3 separate regions of the Homo sapiens genome follow, and regions 1 and 2 are each linked to region 3. Evidence: chromatin contacts called from ENCODE Hi-C or POLR2A ChIA-PET data. All regions are on one chromosome and are shown on one strand. The core of a region is the stretch at or near the end of the contact, and the rest is flanking DNA. Distances in the headings are between cores, read along the strand shown. Region 1 overlaps CHST11 (carbohydrate sulfotransferase 11). Region 2 overlaps CHST11 (carbohydrate sulfotransferase 11). Region 3 overlaps CHST11 (carbohydrate sulfotransferase 11).

Evidence for each region. Hi-C counts contacts between places; a loop is a spot of excess contacts on that map. ChIA-PET counts read pairs that join two places held with the same protein, here RNA polymerase II (POLR2A). Pooled maps may share reads with other maps.
Region 1: a loop to region 3 is called in a pooled map, with 8 times the contacts of the local background. The contact joins two enhancer-like sites. A Hi-C loop is called at or near these places in 3 of 37 single-sample maps with no recorded cell type and 9 of 50 pooled maps. POLR2A ChIA-PET finds 5 or more read pairs at or near these places in 5 of 52 experiments (Panc1, activated CD4-positive, alpha-beta T cell, activated CD4-positive, alpha-beta memory T cell and 1 more).
Region 2: a loop to region 3 is called in a map of CD4-positive, alpha-beta memory T cell, with 5 times the contacts of the local background. The contact joins two enhancer-like sites. A Hi-C loop is called at or near these places in 1 of 168 maps with a recorded cell type or tissue (CD4-positive, alpha-beta memory T cell), 1 of 37 single-sample maps with no recorded cell type and 8 of 50 pooled maps. POLR2A ChIA-PET finds 5 or more read pairs at or near these places in 1 of 52 experiments (common myeloid progenitor, CD34-positive).

What each region holds. Positions count from the first base shown.
Region 1 is chr12:104,694,338-104,697,849 of GRCh38, forward strand. The region is part of intron 2 of CHST11 (carbohydrate sulfotransferase 11); the gene reads left to right. Among named protein-coding and RNA genes, the nearest start is that of MIR3922, 100 kb to the left of the region's middle. RefSeq lists an enhancer at 1,385-1,524. Within about 2 kb of position 1,439, at least 8 of the 41 ENCODE cell types and tissues checked have a DNase peak (open chromatin) inside an H3K27ac peak, as active enhancers do.
Region 2 is chr12:104,718,890-104,722,373 of GRCh38, forward strand. All of the region lies in intron 2 of CHST11 (carbohydrate sulfotransferase 11), which reads left to right. Among named protein-coding and RNA genes, the nearest start is that of MIR3922, 130 kb to the left of the region's middle. RefSeq lists enhancers at 1,469-1,558, 1,617-2,245, 2,219-2,268. Within about 2 kb of position 1,747, at least 21 of the 41 ENCODE cell types and tissues checked have a DNase peak (open chromatin) inside an H3K27ac peak, as active enhancers do.
Region 3 is chr12:104,603,060-104,606,115 of GRCh38, forward strand. The region is part of intron 2 of CHST11 (carbohydrate sulfotransferase 11); the gene reads left to right. Among named protein-coding and RNA genes, the nearest start is that of MIR3922, 13 kb to the left of the region's middle. RefSeq lists enhancers at 444-1,071, 1,072-1,698, 2,120-2,707, 2,708-3,056. Within about 2 kb of position 1,637, at least 34 of the 41 ENCODE cell types and tissues checked have a DNase peak (open chromatin) inside an H3K27ac peak, as active enhancers do.

The DNA.
Region 1 (3,512 bases), core at 189-2,688, 91 kb after region 3:
CTTCTCAGGGCTGCTGTTAGCTGCCTTCTCATTCCTCTTACTCAGCATTCATCAAACACTTATCCTGCACTGGGCGCTGCACCAGGCCCCGGAGTTCAAAGGTGGCCAAGATGCCACTTTTGAAAAAAATGTTTTTTGAATGTGTTTTTTGGTTTTGTTTTGTTTTTGTGGTCATTTTCTTAAAAAACCTGGGTGTGGTCAAGAGCACAGCCCCCTGTTTTGACGCTGCATTAGTGGAGGGAATGAGTTTAACGAAGCGGGTGACTTCACCTGGGTCACCTGCCAGGATTCTATCTGGGGTCACAGTTACTTCAATAAAGTGAAGCAGGAACGAGGCAGAGGGGACATGGGCCTTTGTGAGAATGAACGATGGAAACTCTTTGAACTCCTGGGATAGAAAGGCCAAGCTGTCACTAGAGCTGTTCGTGATGGGAGAGTGATTAAAGCTCGTTGGAGTTTCCTGCCTTCTTCTGGCATCAGAACTTTATGCCTGCTCTGTGTTCGGAACCAGTGCAGCTCCGAGTCCTGAGCTTTGACGTGGGAATCAGATTTCCCTGGGCCTGAGTCAGATTCTGGGCCCCACAGAAGTCAGTGGCTCCCATTTGGCTGAGGGGGTTCCCACCGGACCCTTTGCTGGGTAGAAAACACAGCAGCCAAGAAAGATCTGTTGGTCCTTGAGTCAGCTGTTGAGAAATGGAGCCACAGGGGATGCTGGGGGGTTCTCCGAAGCTTGACACCCTGCCTTCAGATCCTGGCATCATCATTTGGCAGGAACACGTGTGGCCTTTCACAAGCAACAGGATTTCTTTGAGCCTCAGCTGTCCCATCTGTAAGATGGACATGGTGTTGCCTTCCCAACTGGCTTGCCCTGAGACTAAATTTGGAAATTGCCAACATTCCTCGAATGCTCCTTATGTGCCAGCTATTGTGGGGAGGGCCTCAGCTCAGCCCCCTCCAAGGCCTGATAGTTTGAAGGCACTGAGGTAGAGGTTTTGTGTCTGTTCCTAGAATTAGGCAGTTTGGTTCCAGAATCAACATCCTTAACCATTAGATGACACTGTCTGTGAAGAGAAAGAAAACTCATGAAAACACAATTCACAACACAATGAGTGTGTGTGTGTGTGTGTGTGTGTGTGTATGTGTCCTTGTGGTTTGCTTATTGAACAAGCATTTCCTGAGCACCTACTTTGTGCAAAGCCATGGAAACATAAAGATGACTAAGGCACAGTTCCCAGCTGCAAGCGGGGAGCTTCCAGACATTTCTATCTTACCTCAGAGCTAGTGATAAGAATAGGTTCCCTCACTCTCACTTCCACCCAGCATGTGCCTTAGCTTACAATTGATAGATTTTTTTAATTCTGTGACCACAGAGCTCTTTGCCAGAAATGGGGGCGGGGGAAATCCATTACCCAGAAGCGGCCCCAGCTCCCCCTTCACAGCCCTCCTTTCTTGTGGGTAGCTGGCATTGCCACGTACAGAGTAACTTGGACGTGACGCTTCACCGTGAAGTCACACTCCTGGCCTGCTGGGAACAGTGGGGCAGCCCTGGAGGAGCCAACCCGATGAATAACGTTATTGGAGGTGTCCATATAAAGAGGACCTTGTGTAAATAAATGATGTGACCCTCCCACCCCCACTTTGGCAGGGCTGCGGAGCTGAGAAAGGGAAGCACAGGAAATGTGTTTATTTTGCCTTTGCTGAGCAGTCGTTCTGAGGGTACACAATGCAACATTAAACCCCAGGGGAGCCTCCTAGGTATGTTAACTCGCCATCTGCATGCTCCCTTTGCTGTGCAAAGAGCACAGAAATGGTTTCCAAGCCTTCTGTTTGGCTCCCACCCACCCTACCTTTTTTCTTTTTTCCTTTTGTCTACTTGGGAAATTTTTGAAGATAAAGTGCAGCAGATGATATAATAAACACTTTTTACTCACCATCCTGAATTCACAAATGTAACATTGTGGCATATTTGCTTCAGATCTTTTATAGATCTGCCTATATAATAGAAATAAACCATCAGGGTCAGGCACGGTGGCTCACGCCTGTAATCGCAGCACTTTGGGAGGCTGAGGCGGGCGGATTACTTGAGGTCAGGAATTCAAGACCAGCCTGGCCAACATGGTGAAACCCCGACTCTGCTAAAAATACAAAAAAAAAAAAAAAAAAAAAAAAACATAGCTGGGCGTGGTGGTGCACACCTGTACACCTGTACTCCCAGCTACATGGGAGGCTGAGGCAGGAGAATTGCTTGAACCGGGAAGGCAGAGGTTGAAGTGAGCCGAGATCACGGTACTGCACTCCAGCCTGAGCAACAGAGTGAGACTCGGTCTCAAAAAAAGAATAAAATAAAATAAACAAACCATCACCAAGGTAGAAATCTCTTTTGAATCTCCTCTTCTCCCCTTCATCCCTGCCTCTCAACCTCTTATGAATTTACAATATAAATTCCAGTGTTTGTTTTATACTGTGACTCCTATATCTGGACCCAGATACAATATGCAACACAGGTTTATGTTTTCATAATTTATGTAGGTGCTATCATACTGAATATATTACTCTTCAATTTGCCTGTTCTGTACAACTATGTGTTTTGATGTCCAGCCCTGTGGATCCCTCAGTCTGTTCCAATTACTGTATCATGTTCCATCATATGATTATATTGCATTCTATTTATGTATCTACCTATAGGTAGACAGATAAATTGCTTCCATTTTTTTATCATTATGAATAACATTGATCAAAGCATCCTGGTGCATGTCTGCCTTCAGATGCACAAGTATAAGTGTGTCCCTATAGTGTGTGTCTCAGGACACCCGCCAGCAGTGGATGGGGACCCCGATTTCCCTGGGTCCTCCTCACTGCTTCGTGTTGACATATTGTGATAGTTAATTTTTTGTGACAATGTGACTGGATTAAGGGATGCCCAGATAACTGGTAAAACATTATTTCTGGGTGTGTCTGTGAGGGTGTTTCTGGAAGAGATTAGTCTTTGAATCAGTAGACTGAGTAAAGAAGAGCTTCCTCTCCAGTGTGGCCGGGCATCCTTCCAATCACTTGAGGCCTTGGATCAAACAAAAAGGTGGAGGAAGGGCCAATTCTCTCTTTTCTTGAGCTGGGACGTCGGAGCTCCTGGTTCTCCGGCCCTCGTATCCAGACTGAATCTCACCACCAGCTTTCCTGGTTCTCCAGCTTGCCAATGACATATCATGGGACTTCACAGCCTCCATAATCACACGAGTCAATTTCCATAATAAACCTCCTCTTATATATGTCTTATATATCCTACTGATTCTGTTCCTCTGGAGCACCCTAACACACAGATGTTTTGTATTTCTTCCCAACTAAGTGGCCTCTCCATTGAAAAAAATAAGAAAATTTAAAACAAGGAGCTTGCTCAGAAGTGGCATGACCTGCCCATGAAAAGGAATGCTTTGTAAATCCCAGAGTTCAACATCATCTTTCCTCAGGGCTCCTGGAGATTCTGGACTCAGGAGCACTTTTCTTTTCTTTTCCTG
Region 2 (3,484 bases), core at 497-2,996, 120 kb after region 3:
CTTGAGGAGCAAGGCAGAAGTTACTGAAGGCTTGAACAGTAAATTGCAGGAAAGGAGCTTCTGTCGGGGAAGGTTCTCCGACTTTCCAGGGTGCATGGAACCCCAATGCATTTCTCCTTTGGAGGATCAACGGCCACTTAGGTTGAGGGTACAGAATGGGGCACAGTAAACCCAGCCTCCTCATCCTTCCCTCTCTTGCTGGGTGAGGGCTGGGCTGCAGGCGCGGCCCCCAGGACTCTGCCTTGGTGGCTATGGTTCCAGAATGGTGACGCCCGGAAGCAGACACTCCGCAACGTACTGTCTTCTAGGCTGACAGCTCTTGCCTCCCCAGCTTGAATACATGCTCAGTGGGCCAGGGTTGAGTTCTGGAGTCCCCATGTCCCTTTGTAGTGACACCAGCATCTCTTTCTAGATAAGGGGCTTGCATAAAGAAATGCCATGTTGGCTTACAAGTAGGAAATCATGTTCTTTCCCATCAATTGGATTTCTAGGTGACCACCTGAGATCCGAAGTTCTGGAAGTCAACACACCATCCACCCACGCTCCCCTTGCCCACTTCACTCTGTCTCTCTCGTGCACAGGTGCACGCACACAGGGCTCAGGCTGCAGTCCGACAGAAACATAGGCTTCCTGCCATTAATTGGAGGGCCCTGACTGCAGACACAGCATAACTATCTATTCATAGTCTTTTTTTAATTCTAAGAAATGCTGCTCTAGCTATTACCTACTTCAGGGCAAATGACTGGCTGGCGTTATCAGCATTTTTCAAGTTATAAACACCCCCTCTTAGCTGGGACCCCTCTTTATTTTCAGTGTTCTTCAGAATGAGGAGTTGGGGCATGGCCAGCCGGCCCTGGCTGTGGCATGGAGGATGGACTGGCCCTGGGCACTCAGGGAGGGGTGGCGGGGGCTGCACCCCATGGCCAGGGGACAGTTACAGGCACCACTGTCCCCAGATGCCCCAGGGAACACTGTGTCCCAGCTGCTTCTACGTAACAATCCAGGCCATGGCTTTCCTTGTCTTGCACCCATTTCCTGGAGGAAAAGCGGGAATGGTTTAGGAATGGGTCCCTGCTCCGTGGCTCCTGAGAAGAATTCCCTCTCTCCAGACTAACGCTGGTGTCCAGGCACTTTTCCGCCTTTAGATCCAAAGCTATGGAGGGGCTTGTAAACATGTTGCTTTTTGTAAATTGAATAAGTGGACTTGTCTAGTTTCGTAAACATTGCTGGCGGCATCCGGAGCCCCAAGAAGCACGCTTCCTCCTGAAACACTGCCCTGCAGGCAGGACAGCTCCCCGACTCTGGCATCAGCTGCCATGTCTTGAGAGTCTACTGTGTGCCAAGCATTTTACCTGCAGAGTCTAATTTTATCCTCAATCTTATGCAGTGGGTACCAGGATTTTCCCTTTTTACAGATGAAGAAACTGGAATTGAGGAAGGCCGAGTTGCTCCCCACAGCCTCACGATCGTGAGAGGCAGGGCTGGGACTCATGGCGTCCAAGGCGTTTGGTGCTGTGTCTCTCCCTGAGGGCTGCGTGCAGCCTCCCCTTCCAGACCCCGCACGGTATTTCCTCATCCAGGAAGACAGGACCTAGGGCTGGACGGCAGCTACACTCATGTCATGCGCTGGGAGGGTCTCCCGGGGTCTCCCCAGGACCACGGCCACCTACCACCCCTGTCCCCTGAAGATAAATGATCGCAGCTGCAAATTTCAAACAGTGTGACGTGCTGCGGTCGGCAGCCAAGACAAAAAACCCACAGACGTTTGGCCTTTGAGGCAGAGGAACACCACGAGCTTTCTGTTGCTTTTCTTTTGATCTGCTGTTTGATTTTAAAAAGGGGAAAAAAAAAATGGAGAGGATCAGTGAGTAGAAATCTAATTTGAAAAAAAAACAAAACAAGTTCACAAAAACAGGAAATGTCGTCTACCGTGGACCAGTCGCTGCTGCTTTGGGACTTTTAAAATGACAGCACGTCTTATAGACGCCGTTCACCTCTCCTAGTGAGCCTGGAATTCTGGGGCTCAGAGGAGCAAGGTTGAGAGGTCGTGGATGTAGGAAGGGCGGAGAAACCATCTCATGTGCCCCGCAGCGTTTGCTCCAGGGCCGGGGCTGGTCCTCGGCTAAGCTGGCTTCCTTGGTTTTTCTAAAGGAAGACTCATGACTTCCCTGAGAAATGTTTGCTTACAAAAGACTGAAACCCACCCTGTGGTGCTGAAACCAAGGGGAATTTAATGCAAGAGCAAACCCTAAAGCCAGAAGCTGGGTTTGGGCCTGGCCCCATCCCCATCCCCATCTCATCAGGCATCACAGATTTAAGGAGTAGGGCTGTGGGTCCCTGGTGCTCTCTGAGCCCTTAAGTCTCTGGTGGGGCTTATCTCTGTGTCTCTCTTTCTCTCCCACACAGATACAGACACACACAGCCACACACACACCAGAGCTACCTCAGAATGGTGCCTTCAGCATAGAGCCTTTAATCCCACATGGGTCCAGGGCCCCACTGGCTCACTGTCTCTGACCGTCTGTGCCACCTTTATGGGAAAGAGAGTCAGATCGGTTCATGTATCTCTGTGCCTCAGCTTCCTCTTCTGCAAAATAGGAATGCTAATGGTATTTCTATCCCGGAATGTCTGTGAAGGTGCCATGGGTTAGACAGTGTGCTCAACTCATTCAAACTCAGGCAAGTGTACCCCTGCGCCTGATAGAGAATGAGTGCTCAAAATGGGGTGTGACTACTGTCCTTCCTATTGTACAGCGTCCCTGGTATAAGGAGTTACGTGAACAAACGTTTTCAGAGCCACCTCAAAGAGAACACAACCAGCATAGAAAAAAAAATAGATCGTTTCACTGAAAGAACCACTATAAATACTCCATGATAAGTCAGATTTCTGGAAGATATTGTATAATTTTCAAAGCACTGCCACATACATGGCTCAGGCGATTCCCCCAATATTCTGAGATATTACTGAGACTAATAAACAAGGAAATAAGAAGTTAAGGTATTGCCTGAGGTTGCACTGTCTGCAAGTGATGGAGTTTAAACTCAGATCCACGTCCCACCTCTAAATTCTCTGTGGGTTTGTTGTTGTTTGCCTGTTTGGTTTTGGGGGGTTTTTTTGAGACAGGGTCTTGCTCTGTCACCCAAGCTGGCGTGCAGTGATGCAGTCATAGCTCACTGCAGCCTGGACCTCCCAGGCTCAAACCATCCGCTCCCCTCAGTCCCTGGAGTAGCTGGGACTACTGGCGCATACTACCACACTCAGCTAAGTGTGTGTGTGTGTGTGTGTGTGTGTGTGTGTGTATGAGATTTTACCATTGTTGCCTGGGCTGGTCTTGAATTCCTGGGCTAAGCCATCTGCCCGCCTTAGCCTCCCAAAGTGCTGGAATTACAGATGCGAGCCACTGTGCCTGGCCAATTTGGTGTGTTTTTAACTTCATCAGAGGTAAAAGTTTTCATAATCCATCATATTTCTCTTTATACCTTG
Region 3 (3,056 bases), core at 387-2,886:
TAATTGCCAAGTCAGTATTGCCTGAGGCTTCCTGTACTGGGTTCGGTGGTGACTCAGTGGGGAATTTGATAGTTGGGTTCCCTTTGGTGCCCAAAAAATCTCCATATTATAGGCAGGTCTCCCAGCCTGTCCACACACACCCTGTCCTAAGGAAGAGGCAGAACTGTGCTTCAACAAAGGATAGGATTTCTGGTAACCCGTGTCAAAAACAACACAGGCTCCTCAGATGCAAACCATTCCCTTCTTTTTGTTGATATCCTCTGTTCTCAGATGATTTTCTCCTTCAAAACAAAACTACTGAAACACTGCTGCAAATTTTATGGGTAACATATGGTGTCATGGGAAAAGCTATATCTGAAGTCACCGCCCCTGTGGATGGAAGGTCCATGGACTGCGTCTGTCCTGTTCACTGTTGGCTCCTCAGTACCTAACACAGGGCTCTCAAATACTTGTGATTCAAAACATGAAAGTCCAGGTTCAAATCCCGGCTTCATCTCTAACTAGTTGTGCAACCCTGAATATATGATGAGTTATCTTTAGGGGTCAGTTTTCCTACCTAAAACTCTCCCTGGAATGTTGGGAGGATGAAATAATTCTGATGTGTCAGGGGCTCTGTCAGTATGATTTGTCATTTTTGTGGTCAGGAGGGTGGCTTCCATATCAGAAGCCTTGACTTAGGAGTCAGACCTGGGTTCAAAGCCTAGTTTCATCATTTCTTAGCTATGTGACTATGGGGTGTTTACTTAACCTCTCTGAGATTTCTTTCCTTGATTTATAATGTGGCATGAGCAATACCTGCCTTGCAGTGTTGCATGTGGTGATGTGTCTTGCTTGGAGCTTCCTGTGGAGTTTGCTCCTTCATGGGTTCATTCACTCCTTTTTTTCATTCATTTCTTCATGTGCTGTTACATGTACCTAGGAACATATAGCTTAGTAGCTTAGCAGCTTAGCACTAGGCGCTGGGCACAAAAGGGTGGAGAGGGTGTGTGCTTAGCCTTTTGTGGCTGGTAACTCTGGGCCCAGAGTTGAGGGGAATGATTTGACTGGCGAGGCAGACTCTGCTTGGTCCCATTGTAAACCAGTCATAGAAGAGATGCCTGTCCTGGGTAGGGGCCCTCTCTTCCTTCCGGTAGTGTTCTGAGCATTGTCTGGATGACAGGCCTATTGAGCAGTAGCCTGGGACTTGGGAGGGAAACTAGGGCTGGAGAGCAGCTCTGGGAGGCATTGGGGAGGGCGTAGGTGGATGAGTCACCATCCTCCCTCAAGGACGTCTTGGGCAAGTTGTCTGGCCCCATTAGCCAGCAACCAGGGAAATGTAGCTGCAGGAAAATCACCTCGTTTCCTCGGGATGTTTTTTCTTAGGCTGGTTTCCTTTACAAGCTGCAATTATGTTCCATCCCACGCAAGTTCAGTAAGTGGCACTTTTCAGAGAAACTGTCTTGGTGATCATTTGGGCTGCTGTGGGCCAGGGAGTTGAGGAGAGAAGGGAGTGAGAGCTTCTACTGAGTTTAGTTGGTTTTGTGTCCATGAGCCATTTACAAACTTTGCACCTGATTGGGCTCAGTTGCAGTTTCTTGTATTTCCCTACCAGCCAAGCTGTTGAAGCTGCTGAGCCCGGAATGATGTTATCACTGAGGCAGATGACAAACCCTCTAGTTGCTAGAAACCAAACTGCTCCCCGAGCTGGTGTTTCCGTTTTTTGTACTGACTGCTTATTTGGGCTTGATATATAATGGTGAAAACAGGAACTGTTTATTTTAGGTGATAAGAAACCAACATTATGACAAGAAGATGTCATCTTAGTTACTCTGTTACCAGTACCATAGGCCAGATACTATCTAGATGCTTATAAACATCTTATCTAATCCTTGTAATAATAAGCCCCAAGCTAGGTTTTATATCCCCATTTTATGGATGGGGGAACTGAGGCCAATAACTTCATATAACTTATCCAAGGCCACAAAACTAGTAATAAACAGAGTGAAATTCAACCCAAAAACAAACTACAAATCCAAATTTCTTTACCTCTATGCTGTCTGTACTTGCTGTTACTAGCAAAGTTCTCTTGGTGGGAGTTACCCCATCCCCTCTCCAAAAAAAAAAAAAAAAAAAAAATCAAACCCAGATTTTCACTGGACAAAGGGTTGGGAAAATTGGGAAATTTTGGCTATAATCTGGGAAAACTGGCTATAATATGGGGAAATTGGCTATAATCTGATTTGAGTGTACAGAGTTTTTTATTTTAGTGTCCAAGATTTCTTATTTTAGTGCCTTGCAAACCCCTAACCAATAAAACAACAACGGGGTCAGGAGATCGAGACCATCCTGGCTAACACGGCGAAACCCCGCCTCCACTAAAAATACAAAAAATTCTATGGGCGTGGTGGCGGGCGCCTACAGTCCCAGCTTCTCCGGAGGCTGAGGCAGGAGAATGGCGTGAGCCCGGGAGGCGGAGCTTGCAGTGGGCGGAGATTGCGCCACTGCAGTCCAGCCTGGGCGAAAGAGCCAGACTCCGTCTCAAAAAAATAAAAAATAAAAAAAAAAGTTTGGAGTTGATATTCTTAGAAAAACTGTACTCTGATGTCTTATAATTTTCCTGGTTCTCTGCTGTTTCCTTGGCCCCAAAATAAAATGTAATTGCCGATCAGATCAGCTGGAATCAAGTCACCGAAAGTTCAGGAGGTGTCAACTGCATATTTGTGGGCCGAGCACATCTGCGGGCCGCTCTGGCTCAGTTCAGAGGCACAGGGCAGAGCTGCATTGTCAGCCATTAATAGGGCCTAATTTCCCCTAAATGCCAGCTAGGGCGAGACAGCTTGTCCTTCTGCCCCGCCCACCTCCTGGTCCTCTCGTGGGTTCCCTGAAATCTTCACAACATCATCATGTGGTTCAGCCCTGCCCTGCTTGGTTCTTTCTTTAGCATTTACACTTGCTCTGTGATTACTATGTTGCAAGGGGAGAGACTCACAGCACAGGGCTGTCCGTGAATTTATAAGCGCTGAGTCTAGGAGGTTTGCATAGGGCACAGCAGATCCAATTGTTCTAGGGGTCTCTGA